3 separate regions of the Homo sapiens genome follow, and regions 1 and 3 are each linked to region 2. A link is a loop called in an ENCODE intact Hi-C map of the cell type or tissue named here. Cell type or tissue: OCI-LY7. All regions are shown on one strand. Links, peaks and the distances in the headings refer to the core of each region. The heading gives the core; the rest is flanking DNA.

What was found. Hi-C counts contacts between places; a loop is a spot of excess contacts. Peaks named below come from ENCODE experiments on the same cell type or tissue, not always from the same donor. Only the 100,000 strongest peaks of a DNase experiment are listed, where the experiment ranks them.
Region 1: it touches region 2 in a loop (5-fold over the local background); 5 of 110 quality-filtered maps call a loop at or near these places.
Region 3: it touches region 2 in a loop (17-fold over the local background); 18 of 110 quality-filtered maps call a loop at or near these places.

The regions. Positions count from the first base shown.
Region 1 is chr2:119,231,518-119,237,364 of GRCh38, reverse strand. The region is part of intron 2 of STEAP3 (STEAP3 metalloreductase); the gene reads right to left. Among named protein-coding and RNA genes, the nearest start is that of STEAP3, 11 kb to the right of the region's middle. RefSeq lists a silencer at 2,656-2,705 and an enhancer at 4,227-4,426. In OCI-LY7, for the core only: CTCF peaks have their summits at 2,437 and 2,637 (motif pointing left); a DNase peak (open chromatin) is centred at 2,604.
Region 2 is chr2:119,308,521-119,314,367 of GRCh38, reverse strand. C2orf76 (chromosome 2 open reading frame 76) reads left to right here. Exons shown (of 6, transcript NM_001322331.2): 5 at 2,665-2,746. Among named protein-coding and RNA genes, the nearest start is that of C2orf76, 55 kb to the left of the region's middle. RefSeq lists an enhancer at 997-1,096 and a silencer at 2,351-2,410. In OCI-LY7, for the core only: CTCF peaks have their summits at 2,625, 2,825 and 3,287 (motif pointing right); DNase peaks (open chromatin) are centred at 1,257, 2,357, 2,767, 3,327 and 1 weaker place; H3K4me3 peaks cover 4,265 bases; H3K27ac peaks cover 4,258 bases.
Region 3 is chr2:118,880,318-118,886,164 of GRCh38, reverse strand. No RefSeq gene overlaps it. Among named protein-coding and RNA genes, the nearest start is that of EN1, 36 kb to the right of the region's middle. RefSeq lists a silencer at 4,341-4,400. In OCI-LY7, for the core only: CTCF peaks have their summits at 3,149, 3,358 (motif pointing left), 4,232 and 4,451 (motif pointing left); DNase peaks (open chromatin) are centred at 3,334 and 4,444; H3K4me3 peaks cover 1,116 bases.

The DNA.
Region 1 (5,847 bases), core at 466-5,465, 77 kb after region 2:
CTCTCTTACTTCCTCTCTCCCCAGGTGATCTCTGCACACATGGTGCACATGAAGAAATGGGGCTCAGGAAGGTGAAGTGACTTGCCCAGGCCACCAGCTAGCAAGTGGTCAGGTGGGATATGAATCCACTCCTCTGCTGGGCCCTTGCTGGCTGACCTTGCAGGTTACTAAGGTGACTGATCCTGAATAAATCCAGAGCATTCAAATGTTTGTCTTCCTTTTGAAAAACACCTTTTCTCTTTACAAATTCCCCAGCTTCAGGTATTCCTTTATAGCAACACAAAGACCACACTAGCACAGTGGCTCTGCAACCTTCTGAAGTTATGTCCTATTTGTTTTCCACATAATTGAGGTTCCTAAGCCCCGTGACCTCTGGACAAGTGAGGCTTATATAATCAGTACCATTACCTGTTGTTGTTGTAAAAATGGTGCCTTGGGCTAAACTGTTCTCTTGGCCTTTGCTCACACAGCTATTTCTCTGCCATCCATGCAAGCCATTCCAGGGCCCAGGGGATGATGTGTGTGTGCCAAGTGCTGGGGTCTGAGGTCCACCCCACCAGCTCCCAGGTCAGTGAACAGGGCAGATGTGTTCCAGGGGGAGTGGGGGAGGCACCGTCTGCTGCTCACCCACATGGCTGAGGGTTTATAGAAGGATGTGCAGGTGGAAACATGCACACAGCTGCAGATCTGCTAAGTGGGGCATTAGGTCCCTCTTCCTCCTAAAGTCATCCCTTCCCTAACCAGGCAGAGGATCATTTCAGCCCCTGGGATTCTCTAAATAACACAGCTGAAGCCACAATTGGTCACTGAGAGCTTCCCTAGCCAGGCCAGGCCACTCCCCACAATGCAGCCAACAGGACACGGGCTCAGCAAAACGTTAGAACACTCTGGATTTATTCAGGATCAGTCACCTTAGTAAACTGCAAGGTCAGCCAGCAAGGGCCCAGCAGAGGGATGGAATTTCATATCCCACCAGACCACTTGCTAGCTGGCGGCCCGGCCAAGTCACTTCACCTTCCTGAGCCCCATTTCCTCATCTGCACTATGGGCTGATGTTCCTCACCTTAATGAGGTGTGGCAAGGATTATATGAGACAAATAAAGTGCTACGCTCTGAGCCTGTTAAATTTACTCATTTTTAATTCTATTCCTCTCTAGGATATTTTGTAAATCTTTTTGTCTGGGTAAAGCAGAAATAGATGCACCCAAATCAATACACGGTGTTCTCTGCCTAATGGAAAAATTTACTTTAAAATCTTCTAAAAATGTGCTCTAAGATAATGGCCTGGAGGTACATGCCCATTTCTCCCCAAGACAATCGGAGGAAAAGACCTGCTACTATTTGGGACTTGGGAGTGGGAAGAAGAAGGGGGAAGAGCAGAGCAGAAGATCTGGGGTGGAGGGAAGAGTAGGAGGACCTGCTGCTCAGGGCCACAGCCCTGGTGGCTGGGCACTGGGGCACTGGGGTCGGCACTGGGCTCCTTGAGCCCTCTAGGGGATGCTGGTCCCAACATCTGGTTCCCTGCCGAGGACAGTCATGCCACTGGGGTCTCCAGGCCACTTACCCTTGCAAGGATCAAGCCTATACCAACTGCTCCTCTGCCTCCATGGCCCTCCAGAGCAATACGTCTCACTGGACAGTACTGTTTTCTTTCCTGTCTATCTTCTCCCCCACTCCAAGCTCCTCAAGGTGAGAACTAAGTAAAACTCACTTTTGCAAACCCCAGCACTTAGGACACATCAGGTCAAACTTGAGCTGCATCAGGGTCACCTGGAGGACTGATGAAAACATATTGCTGGGCTCCACATCCAGAATTGCTGGTGCTGCTGGTGTGGGGACCACACTTTGAAAACCACTGCAGTAGCTGCTCAGGAAAGGGCTGTGGACGGAGTCAATGAACTAACCACTCACTTGCATGCAAGAGCAACTCAGTTTTGACTTTTTTTTTCCCTGGGTCTTTACAGTTGGCCCAGCTCCCAGCCCACTTGGTCCAGAAAGTCCTCCCTGCTCACGGGGGCTTCGAGTATCCATGCTGTCTCTGAGCTCCTCTAGATCTTGAGGGTCACATGCATATGCTCTGTCCCTACGTACCCCTTGGCTGCCCAGAGCTGGGTCTCTCAGGTGAGAAGAAGGCAATCAGAGTCATTGTGGCATTGTTAGCTGAGTCAATAAAACAAACCCCATGGGGACCACTCCCTGGCTACATGTGGGTCATTAGGCCCACTGCAGGCTGGGGAGAGGAGCAGTTCTAGGGGACCATGAAGATCTTGGGGATCCAGGAGCCCCCTAACACCCTGACTGGGAGGATATTCCCAGAGGACAGAGTTTCCTGGCTGAGCAAGAATCCAGATGGCCTGCCTGCCATCCAGGAATCTCTCACTAGCATGCTTTGACAGCCCAGTCTGGGAGAACTGCTCACTGGGACAGTTCATTACTACCCATCGCCAGCGTATGGGAAGGATGATGGTCAGTGCTGGTTGGGAAGGGGAAGAGGAAAGCCCAACAGTCAGCACCAAGGCCAGGGGCTTGAAGCAGCGGAGGCGGGTGGGGCATGCTCAAGCCCTAGGGTCCCTATGCTGCACAACTTTAGGAGGTGCCATTTACATAGTAATCCCTGTGGAGAGTGCCCTCTGGAGGCGTGCAGTGCACAGTCTGTGCAGTTCTATGCAATAGTCCATCCTGCCAAACCTCCTCTGACAAATTCTCTTATTTGTTATTCCCAGAGTACCTGCTGTGTACCCAGCATGAAGCAAGGCGCCGGGGCCATGCAGGTGGCCAAAGATGACCTGCCCTTTTAAGGCTCTTAGGAGAAAGGCCAGCTACACAATGCAGGAAGAAGCAAAGTGCTGGAATGAGGGGATGACCGGGCGCTATGGAGCCAGGGAGGAGGGCTTTAGTTTGCCCAGGGAGGCCAGGGAGCTGGCTTGTGGGGGCAGCCAGCTCCCTATGGGCCAGTTAATCCAGCCAGGTTGGAGGCCATCAGGCAGTGGCAGCTGAATCTGCAGCCTCAGCGTCTGGAGCTGGGTGGTTTCTTGCTTTCCAGGGAGACCTGGAGCTGCACAAACCCTGGGACTGGTGGGTCTTGTGGGCTGTGGCTGCCCCCACCCCTCCCCTTGTTATGGCACAGGATTTGCTGAATCAGGGATGGGCCTCATCCCTGCTCCTGGGCAGGGTGAGCCGTGGGGTTAGGAAAGGGCAGAGTTAGCCAAGACACACAGAGGCAGCTCAGCATGTCTGCCATGGAGCTCGGCCTGCCTCACATCACCTGATTTTTGGGCTTAGGGATGCATGCCTTATCCTGGTTTGCCCAGCTGCTGCACTGCCTTTTTCTGGAAGCCTCGGAGGGGCCCTCCCCTGCCCCTCAGTGGCCTCTTTCTTTGGATTCCCAGGGATACTGGAAATCGGCCTCCACCCTCTAACCGCTCTGCATGGGAAGAGTCATGTAGCCACTTCTCAACCACCTGCCATGGGCCAGCTCCAACTTTTGCAAGAGCTCTGACTTTTGCAACAGCTTTGATGTTCGCCAGGGTCCCAAGAGCTCAAAAGTCTGGTCCAGGCAGCCCGGGGAGCAGCTCCTGGCCTCCACCTGGGCCTAGGACAGGGAGGACTTCACGCTCTGGGACTAACTCTGCACTTTTTGTCACATTAACATTGGCTGCACACACTGGTTCTCTTGTCTGTCACCTCATTGGATGGGGGCCAATAAAAAACTCATTTCTGTGCCTCTAACACCTACCGGGGCCTAGCACACAGTAAGTGCTCAATACATTTTTGTGGTTTGAATGATTTAAGGACTAGATTCTAAGGGGAGTATTTGTGAGTTGGGAGGGGAGTATTTGTGAGTCATAGCTGTTCTCCCCAGAACCTAGCTGGGGCTCTCTTGTACTCAGTGGTGATGAAATAATAATACTATGAGTTTCTAATCCCTTCTGCAGCTTGGTGACATTGTTAGACCTGGCCAAGCATTTCGCTATTTGATAAACTTAGTAACACTGAGGACTTATGCAAAGATGAATGTAAACACTGGAAATAAATATTAACAAAGAGACTGCTGCAGATCTGGTCAAAGTGAAAATCAAACACCAGATCTAAGGTGCATTGAGGTGCAGCCTGGTATGGGGGTACTCATGGAAGGAGGCTTCAGGGATGCTGAGTCAATGGCTTCAGGGTTTTTGGAGGCTCCTGGGCCAGGGCATGGCAACCATTTGGAGGGTTCTGCCCAGTCCCCATTAGGTGGGGGTGTCAGGGCAGGTGAGGCCCAGCTGCTGCCATTGGCAGATGTGCTGTCTCCTTGGCCCTTCCAAACCTGGGTCTGCCTGATCTATGTCTCTGGCCACTTCCCACCCAAAGCTCTTGCTTGCTTTCTGCTTAGGTTATAGGCTTAATCTTTTTGCCTGGGAAGTGCCTTCCCCGCAAGTAGCAAAATTCAACAGGAAGGCCCAGTGCCTTTACAAGGCAGAATTAATTTCCCTGCCTCTGGCCCCTTGGCTCTGCAGCACAGGTAACAGGATGCAACTAGCATACGGTGGTGTGTACTTTCCCTTAGAGGTCCCAGGGGTAGGTGGTGGGGGGCCCTACTCCCCACCATCTCGATCACCCTTCCCCACATGCTAATGTTAGTATTAAAACTAACACCCTTGGATATGAACAATCTACATCTCCCAGTCAGGTAAAGTGAATAACAGCTTCTGCAAAGTCTTTCCCATTTTATGGATCTGAAATTTACAATATAAGTCAAAAGCAGCGCACATTTTATGCAAATAAGAAGTTTTCAGGGAAGTCCCCCACCCTGTGACTGCCCCATGTAGAAACTCCGGGCCTCCCCTACAGCATGAATTCCGTCTTCCCCAACAGAGAGGAGCGGGGCAGGCACATCCCAGCACCTAACAAATGCCTGGCATGGGCACAGCTGCAATAACCAGGAGTCAAATGCAGAGAAGTGCCAGCGAGGCGAAGTCGGGGATCGTGCCTGTGGATGTGGGCACAGGGTTTGACCTGCAGAAGGCTATAATTCCTTCTACTTTGCAGAAGAGAAAACTGAGGCCCAGTCAGGTTAAAGGTCCTCCTCTGGGCCCCGAGTTGGCTCTTGCCTGCCCCGGATCCACTGTGCCCTGGGCCCATCCAGTCCCTGCATTCAAGCTGCCTCTGGGGTGGGGAGGGTCTGTGGCTCATTGCTCAGGATGTGAGTAACAGCCAGTCACCCAGTCAGCACCAGACTCTGGTGTCTTCTGCTTTCTTCTGCTTCAGTTTTCTGTCTCCTCACTGAGCTGCTCCAACTCATACTTTCCAGCCCCTCATTCTCAGGCTGTTTCTGCAAATCCAGGGCTGCCCCCTATCCTAGAACCCCTAGGCTTCATTCTTACTGGGCCTGGGGTCCAGGAAGCCCCACCTGATCCCAGGTCCCTTTTGCTATCCCACCCCTAGCCTCCCACAGCTGACCTGAGGGCAGAGAGGCCAGAGGATGCCAGTCTCAAATCATGGTTTAAAAGCTCACTTATAGCCACACACATCTAATTGGTAGATTTCTATTTTTCTCTGTGGGCATTTTCCCTTTCTGATGGACTCTTACAAACGTTTTACTGTTATATTTCTTGTAATACTGCCTGGAATCATTATTTAGACATCATTAAAAAATTATTATCTTTTTAAAAGGAAGGCTGAGAAGTTCCTACAAAAGAGAATACAGAAAACTCAAGCACACTCGAGCCAATCCCCGCAGAAATACACGTGCGCGCAAGTTTCGTCTGATGGAAAAGAGTTTACCGTCACACAACTGTGCAAAATAAAAGTGAATGAATAATTTAGAGAGCTTTTTACAAACAGCTAGATTTTCGAATCATTCCAGAA
Region 2 (5,847 bases), core at 224-5,223:
TGGATTAAAAAATTAAACCCATAGATGAGGATAGAGATGAAACAGATGGAACATGACTTGATAATTTGTTCAAGTTGGGTCCTGGGTACAGGGCAGGGGGTTTATTACACTATTCTGTATCTATTGTATATTTGAAATTCTCCACGATGAAAAATTCAAAAAATGAAATTCTTAAAAATATTTGAAGAGAACAGGGAATTTAAAAAATCTTGGCGTGAAGAAGGGCTTTCTAAATATGACAGAAAACTGAGAAACGATATGAGATTGATACATTTTACTTCATTCACTAACTTATTTATTCCACGAAAATTCATTTAACACCTTCTATGTAAAAAAAAAAAAAAAAAAAAAAACCACTGAGAAAAGCAAGGAACAAATGAAAAGTGGGGGAAATTTTTCTAACTTACAGAAAAGGCCGAATTTCCTTAGCATGTGAAGATGCTCTAGACTCTACAATTCTATTGGAAAAATTAGCCTACAATTCCATTAAAAAATAGAAAATATTCAGAACTTTAAGCATAATAAAATACAAATTAAGACTATACTTAATCCACACCTGTCAGATTGGCAAGGATCAGAAGGCTTTGCTAATATACTGTGTTGGGAGGGTGTGGGAAACAGGTCCTCTCAGTGGTCCCAGTCCTCTCTGGAGAACTAGATAGCTGGTGGATGGGGATTGGAAGGAGACTGACTTTTCACTTTCTATTCATATATGCTTGGAGAACTTTGTATAATGAGTAGATATTACTTATTCTTTGTTTTTTGTTTTTTTGAGACACAATCTCACTCTGTTGCTCAGGCTGGAGTGCAGTGGCATGAACACAGCTCACTGCAACCTCTACCTCCCAGGATCAAGATATCCTCCTGCTTCAGCCTCCTGAGTATCTAGTAGTATAGATGTGTGCCACCACACCCAGCTAATTAAATAAAACTTTTTTTTTTTGTAGAGATCGGGTCTTGCTATCTTGCTCAGGCTGGTCTCAAACTCCTGGGCTCAAACAGTCCTCTTGCCTTGGCCTCCCAAAGTGCTGGGATTACAGACTGTATTACCTATTCTAAAATGATTTTTTGAGTAAAGTATTTTTTCTTTTAATCTGTATGCTCTGGAGTTTTAAGCCCCTGTGCTCTGCAGTGAATGAGGTCCATAAACCCTGCGTGGCTTGGGCTTCTGATTTGGCTGCTGAGAGGCCTTTCTGTTGACTCTCTGTCTCAGCTGTATTCTACAAATAGAATATGTTGCTAAACAGGTGTGTTCTGGTTGACAAGTAGTGCTGTGTGCCACTAGTGGTTATCTCTTTGTGCTATTTAGGGGCAGATAGCAACTTTTTTTTTTTTTTTTTTGAATGGAGTCTTGCTCTGTCGCCCAGGCTGGAGCGCAGTAGTGCAATATCAGCTCACTGTAAGCTCTGCCTCCCAGGTTCATGCCATTCTCCTGCCTCAGCCTCCTGAGTAGCTGGGACTACAGGCACCTGCCACCGCTCCCGGCTAATTTTTTTGTATTTTTAATAGAGACGGGGTTTTACCATGTTAGCCAGGATGGTCTCGATCTCCTGACCTTGTGATCTGCCTGCCTCGGCCTGCCAAAGTGCTGGGATTACAGGCATGAGCCACCGCACCCAGTCAATAGCAAGTTTAAATTTTCACTTGTATTTATGAGTCTCACTGGATTTGTAAATATCACTGGAGAGCACTCTCATTTACCCCCACCCCAAATCACATAGAGAAATATTCCAATTAATGTGACATGGAACCAGATGTTTTTTAGCTTGGGCAAGGTTTTTAGATATGTGGACTTCTGGCCGTTTGAAGTATACTTGTGGCCAGGTGTGGTGGCTCATGCCTGTAATACCAGTATTTTGGGAGGCCAAGGTCAGAGGATCACTTGACCTCAGGAGTTTGAGACGAGCCTGGGCAAGATAGTGAGACCCCGTCTCTACTAAAAATAAAAAAAATTAGCCAGGCTTGGCGGCACATGTATGCAGTCCCAGCTACTCAGGAGGCTGGAGATGGGAGGATTGCTTGAGCCTTGGAGACTGAGGTTGTAGTGAGCCATAATCACGCCACTGCACTCCAGCCTAGGTGACAGAGTGAGACCCTGTCTCGAAAAACAAAACGAAAAAAGGAAGTATACTTGCTTCTCTCAGAAGTCGGACTGGCCAGAGCTGGAAGCTCAGCTCTGTCGCTGACCAGGTGAGGATGGCAGAAGATGATGATGATGATGCAGCAAAAGAACAGTGACAGCTAAGAGAGAGTGCTCACCCTGCGGCCGGCACTGCTGAGGGTTTATATGCCCCATCCTGTCACCCTTACCACAGGTGATGAGGAAGGGGCCTCTCCTCCCCTTTTCTACCAATGAGGAAATCGAGTCCTAGAGAGGTTGTGTAGCTTGTTGAGAACACACAGCTGGGTGCTGGTGGAGTCTGGATTTGCATCCTGATCTGACTTCACGCCCATGCCACAGAACTGTCCCCACTGCTTTATGTGGTGCGTGAGCTCGGCAGGACCTCACTGTGCCTCTGTTCACTGCCCTCATTACGGCCAGGGCAGTGGAATCTACTTAGATTATTGCTGTGCTCAGAGTTACAACTCTGTGTCTTTGAGAAGTCTCACCAAACAAACCCATGTAAGTACTGATAAAATGCAGATTTTCTTTTTTTTTTTTAGACAAATGAACTTGTGTTGAGTTTGGAAGATGACGAAAGACTCCTGCTGAAAGAAGACAGCACTCTGAAAGCAGCTGGAATCGGTGAGGAAGGGGGCCTTGTGTTGCTGGAGGGGGACCTCTGCCGGCCTATCCTGAGGCCTGGCTGATGGTATTTGGATAACTCACTGGAAAGTAAATGCTGTCCTTGGTCCCCCTGACACTGCCCGGTAACTGTTCAGAGGAGGAGGATGAGAATGATGTGCATTCCGATCTCTTGGCTGAGGACAGTAGGTGTCTGCTCTCCAAATATGCAGAATGCAAATGGCTGTTTTCAGAAGGTATGCTCAGAATTCTCCTGAGGGTCATTTTAAGTGACGGGTTGTAAGTACCACGTCTACTTACTCTTATCATTGTCACTTGAGCCGATGGTTGGAGAGAAATGGACATAGTAAGAACTAATGAGGAATAATGAAACGCATTGTTGGTATCACATGCAGTGTGGTTTTTGATAGTCTTCCGAATCACTCAGGGCCCACCAAGGCATGGAATTTAAAATAGGAACCTGGTGTGTGCAGCTGAAAAGTACCTGATTGGGCCTTCCAGCCTAGAATGTGCATGTGGTTTTATTCTAAATAAATGTTATGTGACATGTTTTGTGACCATTAGATGTCACTGTTATTCTACGTATATGTACACCTAAAGCTGATCTGGCAGGAGAGGGAGTGGAGATTGTCAGGGAGGTCTGAGTGGTTAAAGGCAGTGTGCCCCTCACACACCTCTGCGGTTGGTGACGGATGCAGTGTCACAAGCCATGCTTCTTCTTAATTATTTATTAATTTATTTATTTTTTGAGACAGAGTCTCACTCTGTCGCCCAGGCTGTAGTGCAGTGGTGCAGTCTCGGCTCACTGCAACCTCCATCTCCCGGGTTCAAGCGATTCTCCTGCCTCAGCTTCCTGAGTAGGTGGGACCACAGGTGTGCACCAGCACGCTTGGCTAATTTTTGTATTTTTTTAGTAGAGACAGGGTTTCACTATATTGGCCAGACTGGTCTCGAATTTCTAACCTCAGGCGATCTGCCTGCCTCGGCCTCACATTGTTCATAATTATTTATATGCACTTGTTAAGGAACACGGTTAGTGAGGTGCACATTGGGAGCCTGAATTTTTTTTTTGACAAGTATTATTTTGAGTTACTTTAATCACTTGTATCAGGAATTTACTTCTGATTGATTCACGTGATGAGCATGAATTCCTGACATAGATCTTCTGAGTTAAATAGGATCTTAAATACCATGTTGTGAAATCTTAGACTTGATTTCTGTGTTGATGTCTACAATATTTGCTAGAATATTCTTGTCTTTCCATGTTATGAATATGTAAGGTTGTTATTTTGAAGAATGATTTTAAATTTGGCATTTGTTTCTTTAAATGCTATTATATTATTGTAGCAGGTGGCACCTTTGTGATTGGGGCATGTAGCACCCATAAGGTAGCCCTGCTTGTTGTTAAAGCATAAAGCATAATGAATATTACAGACTGATATTAATGGGGGTGTTGACAGACAGCTCCATGGAAAACACTGGAGAATCCAAAAATGAAAAAAAGGGTAATATTTCACAGGATGATAAAGTTGACATTTCAAATAAGTGAGGAAAGAATGATTTAGCCAGAAAATTATGTCAAGCCCATTGCCAAAGCATTCAGGAAAATAAAATTCAAACTCGTATCTCATCTCTGTTTTTATTACAAAATAAATTGTAGATGGGTTAAATGTTATAATGTAAAAAAATTTTTTAAAAAGAAAGTGTAGTTCAATAATTTCATAATCTTGGGAAGGAGAAGAGTTTTCCAAGCATGAGCTCAAAGACAGAAGCCATAAAGGGGGAGAAGTGATAAATTTGACTACCTATAAACTAAAAACTGTAAACACAGTTAAAGGAGAAACAATAAACTTTGAAAAATATCTGCAGCATATACAACAGATAAAAAGTTATTAGCCTGGGGTCGGGCATGGTGGCTCATGCCTATAATCCCAGCACTTTGGGAGGCTAAGGCGGGGAGGATCACTTGAGGTCAGGAATTCGAGACCAGCTTGGCCAATATGGTGAAATCCCATCTTCACTAAAAATACAAAAATTAGCCAGGTGTGGTGGCACACGCCTGTAATCCCAGCTACTTGGGAGGCTAAGGCACGAGAACGGCTTGAACCTGGAAGGTAGAGGGTGCAGTGAGCTGAGATCATACCACTGCACTCCAGCACAGCACTCCAGCCTGGGCAACAGAGTGAGACTCTATCTCAAAAAAAAAAAAAAAAAAAAAAAAAAGAAAAAGAGAAAAAAAGAAAAGTTACTAGCCTGACTTTATAAAGAGCCCTTGTAATTACTATGAAAAAGAAAAATTCTATTGATAGAAGAAATAACTCACACATAAAAAATAGCTCCACCTTATTAGGAGAGAATGAGTACTTATTAGAAATGAGTACATAGATACTGTTTTATGTAGTAGAGTCTAGTGTTAAGACTCTAGTCTGGGGCCAGGTGCAGTGGCTCATGCTTGTAATCCTAGCAGTTTGGGATGCCAGGCTAGTGGATCGCCTGAGGCCAGGAGCTCTAGATTAGCCTGCACAACAATTAGCATGCTCATCTCTATGAAAATAACAGAGTCCAGAGCCAGAGTGCTTGGGTCCAAAACCTGATTCTGTCTTTTACTGTCTGGGTGACCTTGGACAGCAGCAATTGTTATAAGATTAGCAGACATGAAAAAGTGGCATTGTCCAAGGGAGTTCAAGGTGTAGGAAAATGGATACTCTTATACCACCGTCGGGAATGAATATGACCTTGAATTTTCTGTGGGTCGGTTTGACCAATAAGACTTTCTCAAGTTTGAATTTCAATGGTACTTGTTTCTAAGCCAACAGGGACAAGCTGTGAGGTTGTGCTAAGTCTTCAGAAGGGTGGTGGGGTTAGCCCTGACCTTCCCTGTATGTGAAGCACTGATGTAGAGCTTGATTTATTGAATAGAAATAGAACATACTGTGTGATACCATTATTGTTTGGGTTTTTTTGTTTTTGTTTTTGTTTTGAGACCAGAGTCTTGCTCTGTCGCCCAGGCTGGAGTGCAGTGGCACAATCTCAGCTCACTGCAGCCTCCACCTCCTGGGTTTAAGCAAGTCTCCTGCCTCAGCCTCCTGAGTAGCTGGGAT
Region 3 (5,847 bases), core at 466-5,465, 430 kb after region 2:
ATTGTTATTACAATATTATTTGCATAGTTTTAAAAAGAAGAGAGTGATAAAGAAAACTTCTCATCGTAGGACCCTGAGGGTAACCAGAATGGCATCAAATTCTCCAATAATCTCTGGAGCCCAGAGGTCTCTGACTCTCTCCAAGGAGTTCAAGCAGAAGCTGACTGACCCTTGGTCAGAGGCAGACAGAGGTTATGATTGAGCTGGATGGGAGTTGCCTCTGTTCGGCTCTGCAATTCTATAATATTAAGAAACATGTTTGGCTACATCAGGGTTTCTCAACCTTGGCACTATGGACATTTTGGATCAGATAACTCTTTGTGGTAGGAGGATGTCCTGTGCATTTTAGGATGTTTAGCAGCATCTTTGACATCTACTTACTAAATGCCAACAGGCACCCTCCCCAGTTGGGACAATCAAAAATGCTTCAGACTTTGTCAAATGTCCTTTGAGGGACAAAGTTGGCCCCAGTTGAGAGCCGTTGGATTAGATCAAACAAAAGACAAGTGAAGAGCTTGCTTACTGTACCAGACGTGTGAGGTATTTGGCCTTAACAAAAACATCCTTAAAGTGCTTTGGTTTAAGGAAATGCATGAAGCTAATTTGCATTCACCATCAGCCAGAAGAATAACTTATCTTCAGAATCCCTAGTCCTTCCTTCAAAATCTCCTTGTATTTTTCTCCTGTGAACGATGAACATTCCCCCACCCCATCCAAGGAGTACAGTAGCTTCTTTTCCTACTGCCATTCAAATATAACATCAAGAAAAGAACTGACAGAGAACTTAAACACTGGTGCAAAAGCAATATGGTGTGAGAAATTGAACGGGGACCCAAGCATCCTGGGTTCTAGTCCTGCTTTTGTCAGAATCAACCCCGCAGCCTTGGGCAAGTCAGTTAATCATTCTGGGCCTCCATTATCTTCTCTACAAAGGTGGGTTATTTGATCAGATGATCTTTCTGCACTCATTCTCACTAAAGGGTAAATGACTAACACAGTAAGTTGTGTTGGCCTTCCAAGAGGTGGTTGCACATTTATTGGAAGTGATGCTTTCACTAGGCTAAGAAACAACTCAGCTTGAATGCCAGACTGATGATTATACATGTGTGGATAATGAGAAAGTACAGATGTTTCTGGAACATACATCCAGCTATAGAATTTCAGACTCTTACAGCTGGAGGGTATGTTAGTGATGACCTTGTCCTACCCTCTCATTTTACAAAAGAGAGACAGACAAAGAAGGAGTCAAAGAGAGAGAAAGAGAGAGATAGAAGTAGTAAAGAAAAAACAGTGTACCCTATTCCTTTAAAAGCCAGGGTAAATTTCTGTCTACCCAGCCAAGGCATATTCTTCTTATGTGGAACTTCAACCTATATCTGCCTCTCAGGCAGTTTGCAAGAAATAACAAAATCTATCCTTCCTCTGCAATCCCAAATAGACTCTTTGGCAGCAGTGACTCTCCAAAATCACCGAGGCCTAGATCTCCTTACTGCTGAGAAGGGACGACTCTGCACCTTCTTAGGGGAAGAGTGATGTTTTTACACTAACCAGTCAGGGATAGTAAGAGATGCTGCCCGGCGTTTACAGGAAAAGGCTTCTGAAATCAGACAACGCCTTTCAAACTCTTATACCAACCTCTGGAGTTGGGCGACATGGCTTCTCTGCTTTCTAGGTACCGTGACAGCCAGCTTACTATTACTCACCTTCGGGCCCTGCATTTTTAACCTCCTTGTAAAATTTGTTTCCTCTAGGATTGAGGCCATCAAACTACAGATGATCTTACAAATGGAGCCCCAAATGAGCTCAACTAACAATTTCTAGTGAGGATCCTTGGACCGACCCGCTGGCCCTTACACTGGCCTAAAGAGTTCCCCTCTGGAGGACACTACAACTGCAGGGCCCCTTCTTCACCCCTATCCAGCAGGAAGTAGCTAGAGCAGTCATCTCCCAATTCCCAACAGCAGTTGGGGTGTCCTGTTTAGAGGGGAGATTGAGAGATGAAGCCAGCTGGACTTCCTGGGTCTAGTGGGGACTTGGAGAACTTTTGTGTCAAGCTAAAGGATTGTAAATGCACCAATCAGAACTCTGCAAATATGCATCAATCAGCGCTCTGTGTCTAACTAAAGGATTGTAAAATGGACCAATCAGCACTCTGTAAAATGGACCAATCATCAGAAGGTGGGCAGGGACAAATAAGGGAATAAAAGCTGGCCACCCCAGCCAGCAGCAGCAACCTGCTGGGATCCCCTTCTATGCTGTGGAAGCTTAGTTCTTTCCTTCTTCACAATAAATCTTGCTACTGCTCAGTCTTTGGGTTTGCACCACTTTTAAGAGCTATAACACTCGCCATAAAGGTCCGCGACTTCATTCTTCAAGTCAGCCAGACCAAGAACTCACTGGAAGGAACCAACTCCGGACACAAAAGGAGATCCTGAGGCCTAGAGAGGGGAGGTGACTTGCCCACTTCTTGCTGCCCAGTGGCATAAGCAACATGGTGTTTTAAACCCTGGGAACTTGAAGACATAGGGACAGTTGCTTTGGGGGAACCATACACATTGCTCAGCTCTGCACACTTTCAGGGTCAGCTATCTGAAACCACTTAGCATACTCACTCGAGTCTCCTGAATTTGGTGGCATGAAAGAATTTATTTCTTGATGCATTTCTACAAACAAGGTCCTCGATAAGCAGGACAAATACAAAAAGAAAGTCAAAAATAGATGTTGAAAAATGAAAGAAAACTATCAGACAAACAAGAGACGAAAACCACACAGGATTTTAAATGGGAAAGTTAAGAATTATTAACTAATAACAGGGGAGTATCAGGGTATTGGCTACTGAGGGTAAAGGGAGCACTTTACAGAGGTGGCAGATATATGGGGCAGGCACTAAAGGCTAAGCGAAGTGCCCGAGGAGAAAACAAATGTGGGACACCCCACCCGCTTCCCCTCTCACCACCAAGGATGAGAATCAGACTTTGCGGGAGAGCATGGGGCTGTCCCCACTGGAGAATGAAGTTTGCCCAGGTGACAGGTGGAGACTGTCCAACAGGAAACTGCCCCCGGGGGTGACAGCAACCCTTTCCGGGAAGCTGCCTGGAGGAAACGCTGCTGAACTTTCTGAAAAATCGGCTGGGGGACTGGTGGGACGGCGAAGCCCTCAAGGGGTGCTTTTGAACTCACTGGAAGCTGGGCGAGGTGCCAGCAGAACTCGCTAGAAAGCTGCACACAGGGGATGCCACTGCAAGTCCTTGAGGGAGGCTGCAACTGGGTGTCCCGAACCCCGCGGGAGCAAGAAGGAATCAGAGCACAGAGACACCAGCAGAGAAGCCCTTCCCCCTGCAGTGTGCCTCTACCACCCTCTACTGGCAAAGCTGAGCATCGTGCCAGTTGCAAAAGAGACGTGTTGGCAAGATTCACCTCCAGTATCACAAGCAATGCAATGAAGTATGGGTTGGGAGAAGTGAGGCAATAAAGTGATAAGTGACACACTCATAACCTGGAACACAACTATTGAGGTAGTGTGCCCCTTTGGTCCTAGGCATTGCCCCCAAAGTCTCAGCCTTTCAAGTTTTCTCACTCTCTTTCTACCCCCAGGTCTTCCCTTATGGCTACACCGGATGATGTTCATGAATGTCATGGAAGCTGAAAACAGTCCCGCTTGGGTCTCAGAAGCTGAGGGTATTAGACAGGAAGGGTCACTTAGCCAGGCTGACCTCGTGTCCAGGTTTGCACCTGCTGTCCCAACCACTGTCCTGTTAGTGCTCCCTCCCACTCTCCCAAGTGTCCTGCTCAGGTGATAAATTACATGGTTCCCTGAAGGCAACCAGCCTGAGTCCAGTCCCATGACTTTACAGATGAGGAAACTCCTACACTGATGTCGAAGAAGAGGCTCTGTGGGGACGTGGGGAGGACTGGACTTGGCTTTAATGTGCAACTTTGGCTTGTTGTTAAGCCTCTATCTAAAATGGTCCACCAAGAGGTAAAATGAGGTCATGTGTGCAGAGCATCAGGCATACATCGTGACCTGAGGGATGGGATGCGCCAACCTCTGCCATGTAGCTCTTCCATCTGCCCACCTCCCCAATCCCTATCCATATTCCCCAGTCTGTCTTCCAGACAGAAACAACAGGGCACATTTATAACAGTGGAGCAAAATACCCCTTCAGAATAGACACTGCTAACAGAAAAGTTCCAGGGTGCAAATCTCAATGTTTGGAAAGGAGGATCAGAGCTGTAAACGCCCAGGGATTGCTAAGCAAGAAGAGGATATTGAGCACTCTCTCCAGTTCATGCCTCTGTCTCCTCAAAGTCCCTCTTCCTGATGGCTACCAGAGGCTTAGAGAAAGCAACCAGGAGCAAACGCCTCTCTCTGGGTAGGCCGGTCCAGCTCAGGTGCACCTATTCCATGGCAAAAAAACAGCCCACGATCTCCACCTGGTGGCCAAGCTATAGAACACACTCCCTCGCCAACTGCTGATCAACCTGTTGAGCAGCTACCCTGCGGCCATTTACAAAAGAAACACAGGCTGGGACCTTCTCTACAGGTGACCTGATGGTGGCTGCTCCTGGAGGCTGATTGGAAGCACGTGTCTGTCTCAGGCCACACTTTGACATGGCACGAGAGACTTCTCTGCCACGCTTGCTGCCCTGGATCCAGAACAGGTTACTCCAGGGTTTCTCAGCCTCAGTACTCTGAACATTTGGGGCTGGATATTTCTTTGTTGGGGGTGGGGTGAGGCCATCCTGTGCATTGCATGATGTTTAGCAGCATCTCTGGCCTCTACTTACGAGATGCCTGTAACAACCCGCTTAGTTAGGGCAACCAAAAATGTCTCCAGATGTTGCCAAAGTCCTATGCAGGAGAGGCAAGACACAAAATCGCCCTCAGTTGAGAATCACTAGGCTACTTAACCAGTCAAGCCTTCGGCACTTATAACGATAGAGACTGATTTTGGACTTGGGTTCCACACAGCATTCTGCAAGCCATTGCAGTTTCCAGTGAGCTGCTTTCTTGGACGCCAGTTAGAACCTGTCATCAGTAGCTCATGGTTTAGGTTTTGAGGAAGGTCTCCTTTTTCTCTGCTTCCAGCATGCTAATTTTGTTTTTTTGAACAAGCTAATGGCATCTCAAGGAAAGGGACCATGTCTTTTCCTTTCCTTGGGCTGCTTTCAGAGACAAGCATGGTGCTTGGAACTTAGGTGCTCAGCATGTAGGTGCTCCAAAGCGCCTGCAGGTTCACAAAGTCAGTCCCCTTCCACGGACCGCAGTGTCTCTCAAAATTATGACTGCCCTGCCTGGAAACCTCCTTGGCCTCTTTTCCTTGGAACCATAGCTAATGAAGAGATCCATCTCATCTCCACCTACATCTCCCGCTGGTGGGCAATCTAATTAGGTTCTTTCTACAATTAACTATTCGTAATTAAAGAGGAGCAAAGCCCATGTGTCATTCTTTAACTCCATCCGTTAAACAACAATGTCCAATTTTGAAATCCCTCTTCAGACAAGGAGAAGTGGTGCATGTGTGGGCTAAGAATTCTCCAGATATGCTAACCTAAATTTAATTATGCAAGGAGAACAGAGGTTTCACTTCATTGTTCCTGGAAGTACTGTAATTAAAACTCAATTAGGGGTGGCACTGGCCAGCATCATTACTCGAGAGTCACCCTGTTGAAGAGACAAACAGCTCAGTGTGCTCATGCAGACATCATCCTGAAGCCTTTGCAAGTAAAGGGGTCATCCAGATCATCCTCTGTCTTCCAGCATCTTCTAAAAGCACCATTTGTTTAACTGATTTCTCTTCATTTTTAACTGTTTAAAACTGTTCTAGCCAAGCTTCCAGGTCAAAA